Linked DNA regions of Homo sapiens: region 2 is linked to region 1. Evidence: chromatin contacts called from ENCODE Hi-C or POLR2A ChIA-PET data. All regions are on one chromosome and are shown on one strand. Each heading gives the region's core, a stretch centred on a gene start or an enhancer-like site at or near the end of the contact. The rest is flanking DNA. Distances are from core to core; before and after follow the strand shown.

What was found. A loop is a pair of places that touch in the nucleus more often than their neighbours do. ChIA-PET counts read pairs that join two places held with the same protein, here RNA polymerase II (POLR2A). Pooled maps may share reads with other maps.
Region 2: a map of CD4-positive, alpha-beta T cell shows a loop between it and region 1 (10-fold over the local background). The contact joins the promoter of SNTA1 here to the enhancer-like site in region 1. A Hi-C loop is called at or near these places in 3 of 168 maps with a recorded cell type or tissue (CD4-positive, alpha-beta T cell, CD4-positive, alpha-beta memory T cell and HepG2), 1 of 37 single-sample maps with no recorded cell type and 6 of 50 pooled maps. POLR2A ChIA-PET finds 5 or more read pairs at or near these places in 8 of 52 experiments (AG04450, Caco-2, HepG2 and 4 more).

Annotation. Positions count from the first base shown.
Region 1 is chr20:33,368,319-33,373,439 of GRCh38, forward strand. CDK5RAP1 (CDK5RAP1 mitochondrial tRNA methylthiotransferase) reads right to left here. Exons shown (of 14, transcript NM_016408.4): 10 at 4,324-4,379; 11 at 2,181-2,311. Among named protein-coding and RNA genes, the nearest start is that of CDK5RAP1, 31 kb to the right of the region's middle. Within about 2 kb of position 2,138, at least 7 of the 41 ENCODE cell types and tissues checked have a DNase peak (open chromatin) inside an H3K27ac peak, as active enhancers do; they include CD4-positive, alpha-beta T cell, where a contact is called at or near this core.
Region 2 is chr20:33,441,160-33,446,280 of GRCh38, forward strand. It overlaps SNTA1 (syntrophin alpha 1), which reads right to left and starts at 2,604. Exons shown (of 8, transcript NM_003098.3): 1 at 2,152-2,604. The coding sequence starts at 2,461. RefSeq lists silencers at 2,150-2,209, 2,320-2,799 and enhancers at 3,030-3,099, 3,078-3,578, 3,550-3,609.

The DNA of each region.
Region 1 (5,121 bases), core at 888-3,387:
GGTCTCATTCTGTTGCCAAACCGGAGTGCAGTGGCACAATCTTGGATCACCACAGTTTCAACCTCCCAGGCTCAAGTGATCCTCCGACTTCAGCCTCCCAAATAGCTGGGATCACAGGCATGTGCCACCACTCTCGGCTAATTTTTTTTTTTTTTTTTTTTTTTTTTTTTGGTAGAGAAGGGTCTCCCTATGTTACCCAGGTTGGTCTCAAACTCCTGGGCTTAAGTGGTCCTCCCACCTCTACCAATCCTAGTATTAAAAAGAATTTCTCAGGCCGGGCACAGTGGCTCATGCCTGTAATCCCAGCACTTTGGGAGGCCAAGGTGGTGGATCACCTGAGGTCAGGAGTTTGAGACCCACCTGACCAACATGGAGAAACCCCATCTCTACTAAAAATACAAAATTAGCCAGGCGTGGTGGCACATGCCTATAATCCCAGCTACTCGGGAGGCTGAGGCAGGAGAAAAACTTGAACCCGGAAGGTGGAGGTTGTGGTGAGCTGAGATCGTGCCATTGCACTTCAGCCTGGGCAACAAGAGCGAGACTCCGTCTCAAAAAATAAAAAAAAAGAATTTCTCTTGGGAGGCTGAGGTGGGTGGATCACAAGGTCGAGAGATCAAGACCATCCTGGCCAACATGGTAAAACCCTGTCTCTACTAAAAAATACAAAAATTAGCCAGGTGTGGTGGCACGCACCAGTAATCCCAGCTACTCGGGAGGCTGAGGCAGGAGGATTGCTTGAACCTGGAAGGTGGAGGTTGCTGTGAGCCAAGATCATGCCACTGCCCTCCAGCCTGGTGACAGAGCGAGACTCTGTCTCAAAAAAAAAAAGAATTTCTCTGGCATATTTGTGATGTCCATGGAAAAGAAGCAAAATAGAAGGGGCCAGGCACAGTGGCTCACACCTGTAATCCCAGCACTTTGGGAGGCCGAGGCGGGCAGATCACGAGGTCAGGAGATTGAGACCATCCTGGCTAATGCGGTGAAACCCCGTCTCTACTAAAAATACAAAAAATTAGCCGGGCATGGTGGCGGGTGCCTGTAGTCCCAGCTACTCGGGAGGCTGAGGCAGGAGAATGGCATGAACCCGGGAGGCAGAGCTTGCAGTGAGTCGAGATTGCGCAACTGCACTCCAGCCTGGGCAACAGAGCGAGACTGAGACTCCGCCTCAAAAAAAAAAAGAAGCAAAACAGAAACTAACAGCTCCTCTGAAGCTTCATCTCTCCAAAACACTAAAAGATACATGAATATGATACATACATTGGCACAGTTACGCTGCCCACAGAACACTACGCAGTGGCTTTAAAATGAATTAGTTGAGGTGTCATGACTCACGCCTGTCATCTCAGCACTTTGAGAGAGCGTGGTGAAAGGACTGCCTGAGCCAGGAGTTTGAGACCAACCTGGACAGCATAGAAAGATACTGCCTCTTAAAAAAACAAAAAAATTAGTTTGGTTGATGGCAGCTCAGTAACAATGACAATAAAGTCATGGGTTCAGTCGTTTGTCAGCCAGCTTTTCTGAGCCCCCTGGCCACAGGGGGCCTTCAACCTCCTGCCCAAACACAAGCACATTGCCACAAAGGTGACTGAGGGAATGAGGAGTGAACCGTGCAAATCCATGCCTACAATCAAGAAAATGACAGCCAACCAGGACTATCCTTCTCTTCAGGAAAAGTGCACTAATCTCTCCTTCTTTCCTAATCTCCTTCTGCTTTGCCTGGGAATCTGCTTTGTTTCCTGGGAAGCCTCCAAGTGAGTTCACTTGCCTAGGAAAACAGAAGTTAGGAATCACTGAGGATGGCTGGGAAGATGACCAGGGGCCCCGGTAAAATAAATCACATCTGCAGACCAAAAAGGAGTTCTGCATGTTAAGAAACAATTTTAGGTTTCTCGTAAAGAAAAGGTTTTCTCCTTCCATATTCAAATTGCAAACAATCTAAACATAATTTTAAAATATTTTAATGAGGAATACTGGCACAGTAATCATGTATCATCAAATTGCTGAACCGTTTCAGAGTAGACAGAGTGTACTAGAAAAATGAACGGAAGTGAATCGTAAGAGCCTGTGGTTTCTCAAGGACTGCCTTGCCGCCACTCTCTTTTCTGCCCTGTTCTCTACAGTCACCACCCCCAAACTGGTCAGGAATGATGTCAGTCCTCCCCAACCCCAGGGCTCACCTGTCTCATGCTGTAGGCAAAGAGGAAGCCCATGTTGTACTGAACTTCCCGGAGCAAAGAGACTGTCTGGACGTGATCTTCCTCCGTCTCACCACAAAAGCCAGCAATGAAATCGCTGCTGAGGCTCACACCTGTGATACACAGCAAAGGATGACAGGTGACTGCCTGCTGTTTACCTTCAAGGGAGGCCTTCAGCATATGTGGATTACAAGGGAGGGATAGCAACTGTAAGGTCCTCCCTAGGACTATTCATAAGTAAAACAAAATAGTACAGAGTAAGGCGGGATAGGCCTGTTCACCCACAGCATTCCATGACAGAGATCAGCTTCTTGGCCTACATTTCCCCTAAGCACTAGAAAAGGTATTTCCACTTCCAATGCTGCATTTAGGGACACAGTAGGGAGTCCACATTTTCATATCAGTCCTCTTACCAGTGAAAACCTTGTGGTGCTTCATACAAAAATATATTTCTGAATTTGGTTTGATACAATGGTCATCTAAGACAGTAGCAGCCGTTGCATGCGGTAGCTCACCCCTGTAATCCCAGCACTTTGAGAGGCCAAGGTGGGCGGATCACTTGAGGTCAGGAGTTCGAGACCAGCCTGGCCAATAGGCAAAATCCCATCTCTACAAAAAATACAAAAATTGACCAGGCAGGGTGGTATTCAAGTGTAGTCCCAGCTACTCAGGAGGCTGAGGTGGGAGGATCACCTGAGCCCAGGGAGGTCAAGGCTGCAGTGAACTGTGTTCATGCCACTGCATTCCAGCCTGGGCGACAGAATGATAACCTATCCCCCACCAAAAAAATTATTCCAGTGACCCAGTGAGGTGAGTACTATTAACTCCATTTTACAGATGAGAAAGCTGCATCCCACAGAAATGAAGTCTCTTATCTGCTATCACACAGCCTGTAACAGTGGAGCTTGACCCATAGCCACATACCTAGCCTCTGCATTACCCTGCCCTATCAAAACGAAAGTATTTGTCCATAAAAGTTAAAATAATTAGGCCAGGTGCAGTGGCTCATGCCTGTAATCCCACCACTTTGGCAGGCTGAGGCGGGCAGATCACTTGAGGTCAGGAGTTCGGGACCAGCCTGGACAACATGGTGAAACCCTATCTCTACCAAAAAATACAAAAATTAGCTGGGCATGGTGGCCTGTAGTCCTGGCTACTTGGGAGGCTGAGGCACAAGAATCGCTTGAACCTGGCAGGCAGAAGCTGCAGTGAGCCGAGATTGCGCCACTGCACTCTATCCTGGGCAATAGAGCAAGATTCTGTCTCAAAAAAAAAGTTGTAATAATTAGAAATTTGAGGAAAAATGTATACACCCTCAACCAAATCTAAACTAAATGACTACAGAGTATTTTATTAGGAGGAAGGGGACAGTGAAGGGGAATATGGAATAAGATAATACGAAAGGAATTATCTCTAAAATTTACAGTAATAAGTTGCCATAAAGCTAGTTAGAAAAAGTACACATTTTACTGCTGATCTGTACAATCATCTTTATACCTACATTTCCTCATTTCATCAAGACTTCTCTGAAGCATATCTGAAAATAAACAACACTGTAACTGCTTTCTTTTCCCACCTAACCTGGAAGTTCCCCAAAGGCATAATCTAAGTGTTATTCTCTCCATATTATGCTTAAAGTATTCTAACTCAAAAGTGATTTTAAAATGTATCTGTAAAATCGGCCTCAAAAAGAAAGTCAAATGTGGTATAAAATATAGAAAATGAAGATGAATAAATAAGAATAGTAAGTTCTTATTTCTAAAAAAAAAAAAAAAAGATATCAATTGTTCTCAAATCAGAACTAATTTAGACATAACTTTGTCACCTTACAAGATAAGATAAGGTCTTTCCTCTATGTCCAGATACAAAGACCATAGAAAAGGAATCTCTATAGCCTTGAGGCCACAAGGTGATCCACACCTAAGTACTTCCAGCAGGACTAAGACAACAAAAAATCAGAAAGACATAAAAGAAAGAATACGAGGAGAGAGAAAGAGAAAGAAGAAGAGCACAAAAGTTATGAAACTGTGTCACAAGGAAATGCCAAAGGTGTTGACTGTATCTAACCACAAGGCTGGTCACTGGTAGAGTAACATGCTCAGCAGAATGAGTTTCTTAAATGTACCTGGAATAGATTCTCTAATATGGTGAACTAACTCCACATAAGCTTCTCTTGAATATCTGCAATAAAGAACAAAAGGAAAAGGCCTACATAAATCCAACCTTTTTAAATGAATGCTATAAAAAGATAACACTATGAATTTCCACATGTAATCACTTCTCATCCACATGGCAGGGCACACGAGTAAATTAAAGTATCCAAAAGAGCCCTTTTGATCTAAGCTGTATCTTCTAATCTAATCTAGAGCCTATGAATTTTTATTTAAGGACATAAACTTTTTTTTTTTTTTTTTGAGACAGAGTCTCGCTCTGTCTCTCAGGCTGGAGTGCAATGGCACAATCTCGGTTCACTGCAACTCAAATTCCTGGGCTCAAGTGATCCTTCCACCTCAGCCTCTTGAGTAGCTGGGACCACAGATGTGCGCCACCACACCCAGCTAGTGTGTGTGTGTGTCTGTGTGTCTGTATGTGTGTGTGTATGTGTGTAGAGACTGGGTTTCGCCATGTTGCCCGTGTGTGTGTGTGTGTGTGTGTGTGTCTGTGTGTGTAGGGACTGGGTTTCACCATGTTGCCCAGGTGTGTGCATGTGTGTGTGTGTGTGTGTGTAGGGACTGGGTTTCACCATGTTGCCCAGGTGTGTGTTTGTGTGTGTAGAGACTGGGTTTCGCCATGTTGCCCAGGTGTGTGTGTGTGTAAAGACTGGGTTTCCCCATGTTGCACAAGCTGGTCTATTCTCAAACTACTGAGCTCAGGCAATCTGCCCACCACAGTCTCCCAAAGTGCTTGGATTACAGGCAGAAGC
Region 2 (5,121 bases), core at 1,354-3,853, 73 kb after region 1:
TTGCGTCTTTACAATACCCCATCACATAGGTATGTTCAGTTTCCTATTAGGGAAACTGAAGTGTGGAGGGAAGCCCCTTGTCCAAGGTCACTCCACTAGTAAGTAGCGAAGCCAGTATTTGCACCTAGGCCTCCAGGCTCCAGAACCAACACTATTAGCCCTACCACAGACGACAAGTCAGGCCCTCAGATATCACACTCCTGGCTCATCCCCAGAATACTGAAGATGAAGAATTAGTGGCCCAGAGTGGGAGGTCATTGTTCCAAGGTCACACAAGTCTGGTGGCGGAGCTGGGACTGGAACACCTCTCTTGACGCCCACACAGGCCCGACCGTTTGCTTATCTGCACAGAGCTTGAAGTCTAGGAGAGGAAGGGGTTTCTATTTATATCTGCCCTCCCCCACCTGAAACTAGGGGCTTCAGTTCAGTTTGAAGCTATGATCACTCATGGCTGCCTCAGACTAAGCTAGACTTTATAGGAGGGGTTACCATGGCAACAGGAGCCCAGATTTGGATCCAATGGAAATACCTGAAGTCTCCTAAAAGTACCCTCCCCTCCACCTAGAATTATGGAGCTGGGGAGTAACTTTGTGTGACCTTGCAAAGTCCCTGCTCCTCTCTGAGTCTCAGTGTGTCCATCTGCAGAATGGAATTCTGTATGAATAAGTTCCTTCCTGCTTTGACACACTGAGTGTATAATTTTTGGATTCATCTGTTGCCCTATCCCATGCTGGAGATTGGGGGTAAGACTGGTGCCCATACCCTCATTTTCTCATTTCTCCTTTTTAGCCCCTCTTGGTTGGCTGCCTGGGGATCTGCCCTTCTACAGGAAAGAATCAACTTCCCTGAGCACTCTCTGAGGGACAGTAGCTGATAATTAAGGTTCAAATCCCAGCACTGACACTCACTATGTAATCGTGGGAAAATCATTTTAACTTTCTGAGTCTCAGTTTCTTCACCTGCAATATGGGAATTATACTCCCTACCTTTCACCACTTGTTGCCAGGATGAAGTGGATCATGAGACTAGTGTCCTGGGCACAGCACCTGGCACACAGTGGTGGCATTCACCACCATCCCCACCGCCTCAGCCAAGCCAAACGGTCTGGAGGCACTAGTCAACAGAACCAGTACCAGGGAGACCCCAGAGGGTACGGTATGTATTCAAGGTGGAGACAAAGGCTGATACCCTTTCCCAAAGCACCTGCTGGGGGCTGGGACCCTGAGAAACAGATGGGCAGGAATAGTGAACCCAGCAGCTGGGGGTGTGCAAGGATTTTAACAACTATGTTTAGTTGCTTTGGGAGTATCTGCTGGCCTCCATTTTTCCTCTCCGCTAACAGCAGTAATTAACTAGGCACCTACAGTGTGCTGGTGTGGTGAGCCCTGCTCTCAGAAACATCACAACTCTGTCATCCTCTTATACAGTTGAGGAAACAGATTCAGAGGCGGGACGGGACTTTTGCAACCTCACACAGCTGATCCTGGATTCAAACACAGTCTGGTTGCACCCTAACTGCACCCCACTAGCGGTCAGTCCTGGGGGCTGAAAGCTCTATCCTGTGCAAGGTGGAGATAGTCAGATCAGGAGACCCAAATCCAGCTGTCAGGGCTCCCTGCAGCCTTCCTGGGTCCTTAGATTCCTAGGTCCTTGCTGGCCTTCTGCCTGTGACCCCAGCCTGTGCCTGCACCCAGGCCTCCTATCCACCCCTGTGCTTCCCAGACTCCAGGCTTCCCCTCTGCACCCACCTTGGTTGCTTCTCAGGGACTCCCTCCTCCCTGTCCCACTGGTGTCCCGGCCTCAACCCCCTTTCTCCACACTCTGCTTTCCGGGGGACCCCTCTTGTCCTTGATGTTCATGCTGGTTACCCCTCAGACCCCCCCGCCTCCACACAGAACTCCCACCCACGTGTCCTTGGTGCTCCCACAATCTTATCCACACCTGTGTCTTCCGTGCCCCCTAAGGCCACCAACTACTGAAACCCCCTCCAACCTTGGTGTGCCCAGTGCCCTCCGTTACCTGTTTCCTCAGACCCCCCTTACCCCCAGACAGGAAGCCTCCAGCTCCATGTCCTGGGCGCGCTGCCAGCCCCCTGCGCCCTCGGCTGCCCCCAGACACCACGACCCCGCGCCCTCGGTGTCCCGCGCCCACCTTTGATGCTGATGCCCAGCCCACCGGCGTCGGCCTTGCGCACCGTCACGCGGCGCCGCTGGAGCAGTAGCGCCTCTGGCAGCTGCGGGGGCCCGGCGCCCGGCTCCGCGGCGCCGTTGAGCTGCGCGGGCTCCTGCTCCCGCGGAGCGCCGGGCTCGGGACCAGGGTCGCCGTCGGCGGGGCTCACGGTCAGCACGTCCTCCGCCAGACTCAGCAGCACCCGCTGCCATCGCTCGCCGCCGGCCCCCGAGCCCGCCCCGGCGCGCAGCTCCAGCAGCCCGGTGCGCGGGGCGCGCCTGCCGGACGCCATCTTCGCCTCCGAGCCCCCGGGCCGCCGCGCTCGCCCTGTCCCGCTTTGCCCAGCCCGCTCCGACCAAGCGCCCAGGGCAGAGGGCAGCGGGGGCCCGGCTGGGCCAGCCGCCACCCTACCCCGGCCGCTGGGGGAGGAGCTCTGGGGGCGGGGCTACCCTGGGGTGTGGCCAGTGCTGGGGAGGGGGCCTCGGGCAAATGCAGGAGGCCGGGGCGGGGCCCGGGAGCCGAGGGCCGCCGTGTGGGACTACCTAGCGGGGTGGGTCAGAAGGGCGGCGGGGCGGGCCACTAAGTAAGGCGAAAGCCCGGGAGGCGTGGTGCTGGGCGGGGCGTCAGGGGGCGGGGCTTCGCGTCGGGGGCGGAACCCAGTGAGCCCGCGCAGGGGGCTCGGCGCTCGGAATGCCCATCGAGGGCCGGGACTGTAACTCCCGGACGTGGGAGCGCATGAAAAAGAGACAGAACCACGTATCCTGGTGCGAAGCACTGGGCATCGGGCTGGGCTGCATATGGCGGAGGGCTGGGCTGCGTATGGTAGAGCGTTGGACTCCAAGGCTTGAGTTTAAGAGGTAGACACCGTCTGGGCGTGGAGGCTCACGCCTGTAATCCCAACACTTTGGGAGGCCTAGATGACAGCCCAGAAGCTCGAGGCTGCAGTAAGCCGCGATCGCGCCACTGCACTCCAGCCTGGGTGACAGAGCGAAACCCTGTGTCAAAAAAAAAAAAAAAAAAAAAAGGTAGATGCTGAGCCGCGAGAGACCTTGCGGGCACAGTTGCTAGTTGGGGAGCTGAGGAAGAAGTTGGTTTCCTATCGGGGAGGGCGGGGGATGGGGGGTGGGGGTCGAGGCTTTGGTCTGTGGGCGTGGCTTATCGCTGGCGTGGCTTCTAAAGATGACAGGCCCCGCCCCCTGGAGGAGACCGCTACCGACACCGCTTAGGGCTTGGGGGAGGTGTGGGCAGGATCCCCACTTCAAAACTGGAGGGAAGTTTAAGAGATTAACCCCTGGCTGTGTTCACAGTCGAGTATAGAAAAGCCTGAAGTCCCACACTTTGAGGCCTGGCAGAAAAAAAACAGAACTGGTGTGTGGGAAGAGGGTTGCAAGGTGGGGCTCTGGGTCTGGGCGACTGGAGACATGGTTTCTAATCTTTGCTGCCTCTGTTAGCTCCAAGTCGACTTTGGTCCCCTCACGTCACTGCTCTAGGCCTCAATTTCCTCATCTGTAAAATGTGGATCATAATAATACCTACTTCACTGGGCTGGTGTGAGGATTAAATCAATGTGAAAACACGTGGTAAACTGTGACTCCCTATTCTATAGAAATAATCACTTTCATTTAGTGAATGCTTACTCTTACCTAGGGCTGGCAGAATATTTTCCAAGTGTTATCTTTACATTAGCCTCCTGGAGTAGCTAAGAGCACCCCCAGCTGGGCACAGTGGCTCACACCTGTAATCACAGCTGAGGTGGCAGGATCGCTTGAGCCTTGGAGGTCCAGGCTGCAGTGAGCTGTGATTGCACCATCACACTCCAGCCTTGGTGACAGAGCAAGAAAAAAGAGCACCCCTATTATACAGAAGGGAAAACTTGGATTTAGTCTAATTGGCCTAGGTCACACATTTATGAGTGAGGAAGAGCTGCGATTCAAACCCAGGCCTGTTTGACACCAGTGCCTGGGCACTGAACCACTCTGCTAGACAGCTGACAAATACAGAGGTAAAGCATGATTGTAATCTGAAAAATCCACCACATCACACAGCTCAACTGGCCTTCATACCTGCTCCTTGTCTCTATCCTCCATTCCTAGCTGGGATATGTTGAGCAATAAATAAGTAGGACTACACCAGTGTTTAGCCTCCCTGAACTTTTGGGTAAAATCCTCCACATAAGATACCATCAAGAAAAAAAAGAGGGGGCCAGGTATGGTGGCTCATGCCTGTAATCCCAGCACTTTAGGAGGCCGAGGCAGGTAGATCACGAGGTCAGGAGTTTGAGACTCAGCCTGGCCAACATGGTGAAACCCCATCTCTACTAAAAATATAAAAAAATTAGCCGGGCGTGGTGGCAGACACCTATAATCCCAGCTACTCAGGAGGCTGAGGCAGGAGAATCACTTGAACCCGGGAGGCGGAGATTGCAGCAAGCAGAGATTGCACCACTGCACTCCAGCCTGGGTGATAGGGTGAGACTCCGTCTCAAAAAAAAAAAAAAAAAAAACCAACAACAAAAAAAAGGAATTGTTTTAAGTTAGAGTGGTAGGTGTCAAAACAGGAGAGACACAGGTTTTAAAAAAAGAACCCAGGGTCTTTTATACATATATATATGGGATGCCGAGGAGGAATGATCACTTGAGGCTAGGAGTTTGAGACCACTTGGGCAACTTCACGAGACTCCATCTCTACAAAATAAAGAAATTAGCCAAGCGTGGTAATGTGCACCTGTACTCCCAGCTACTTAGGAAGCTGCAGCAGGAGGCCTGTTTGAGGCTGCTGCTGTGAGCCACAATCATGCCACTGCACTCCAGCCTGGGTGACAGAGCAAGACCCTGTCTCAAAAATAAATAAAAGAAAGTGAGAGGAAGGAAGGAGAGAAGGGAGGCAGGGAAGGAATATAGCATTGTATATAAGCATTGATATCTTAAAAGTATGACTGTGCTTAAAGATTGT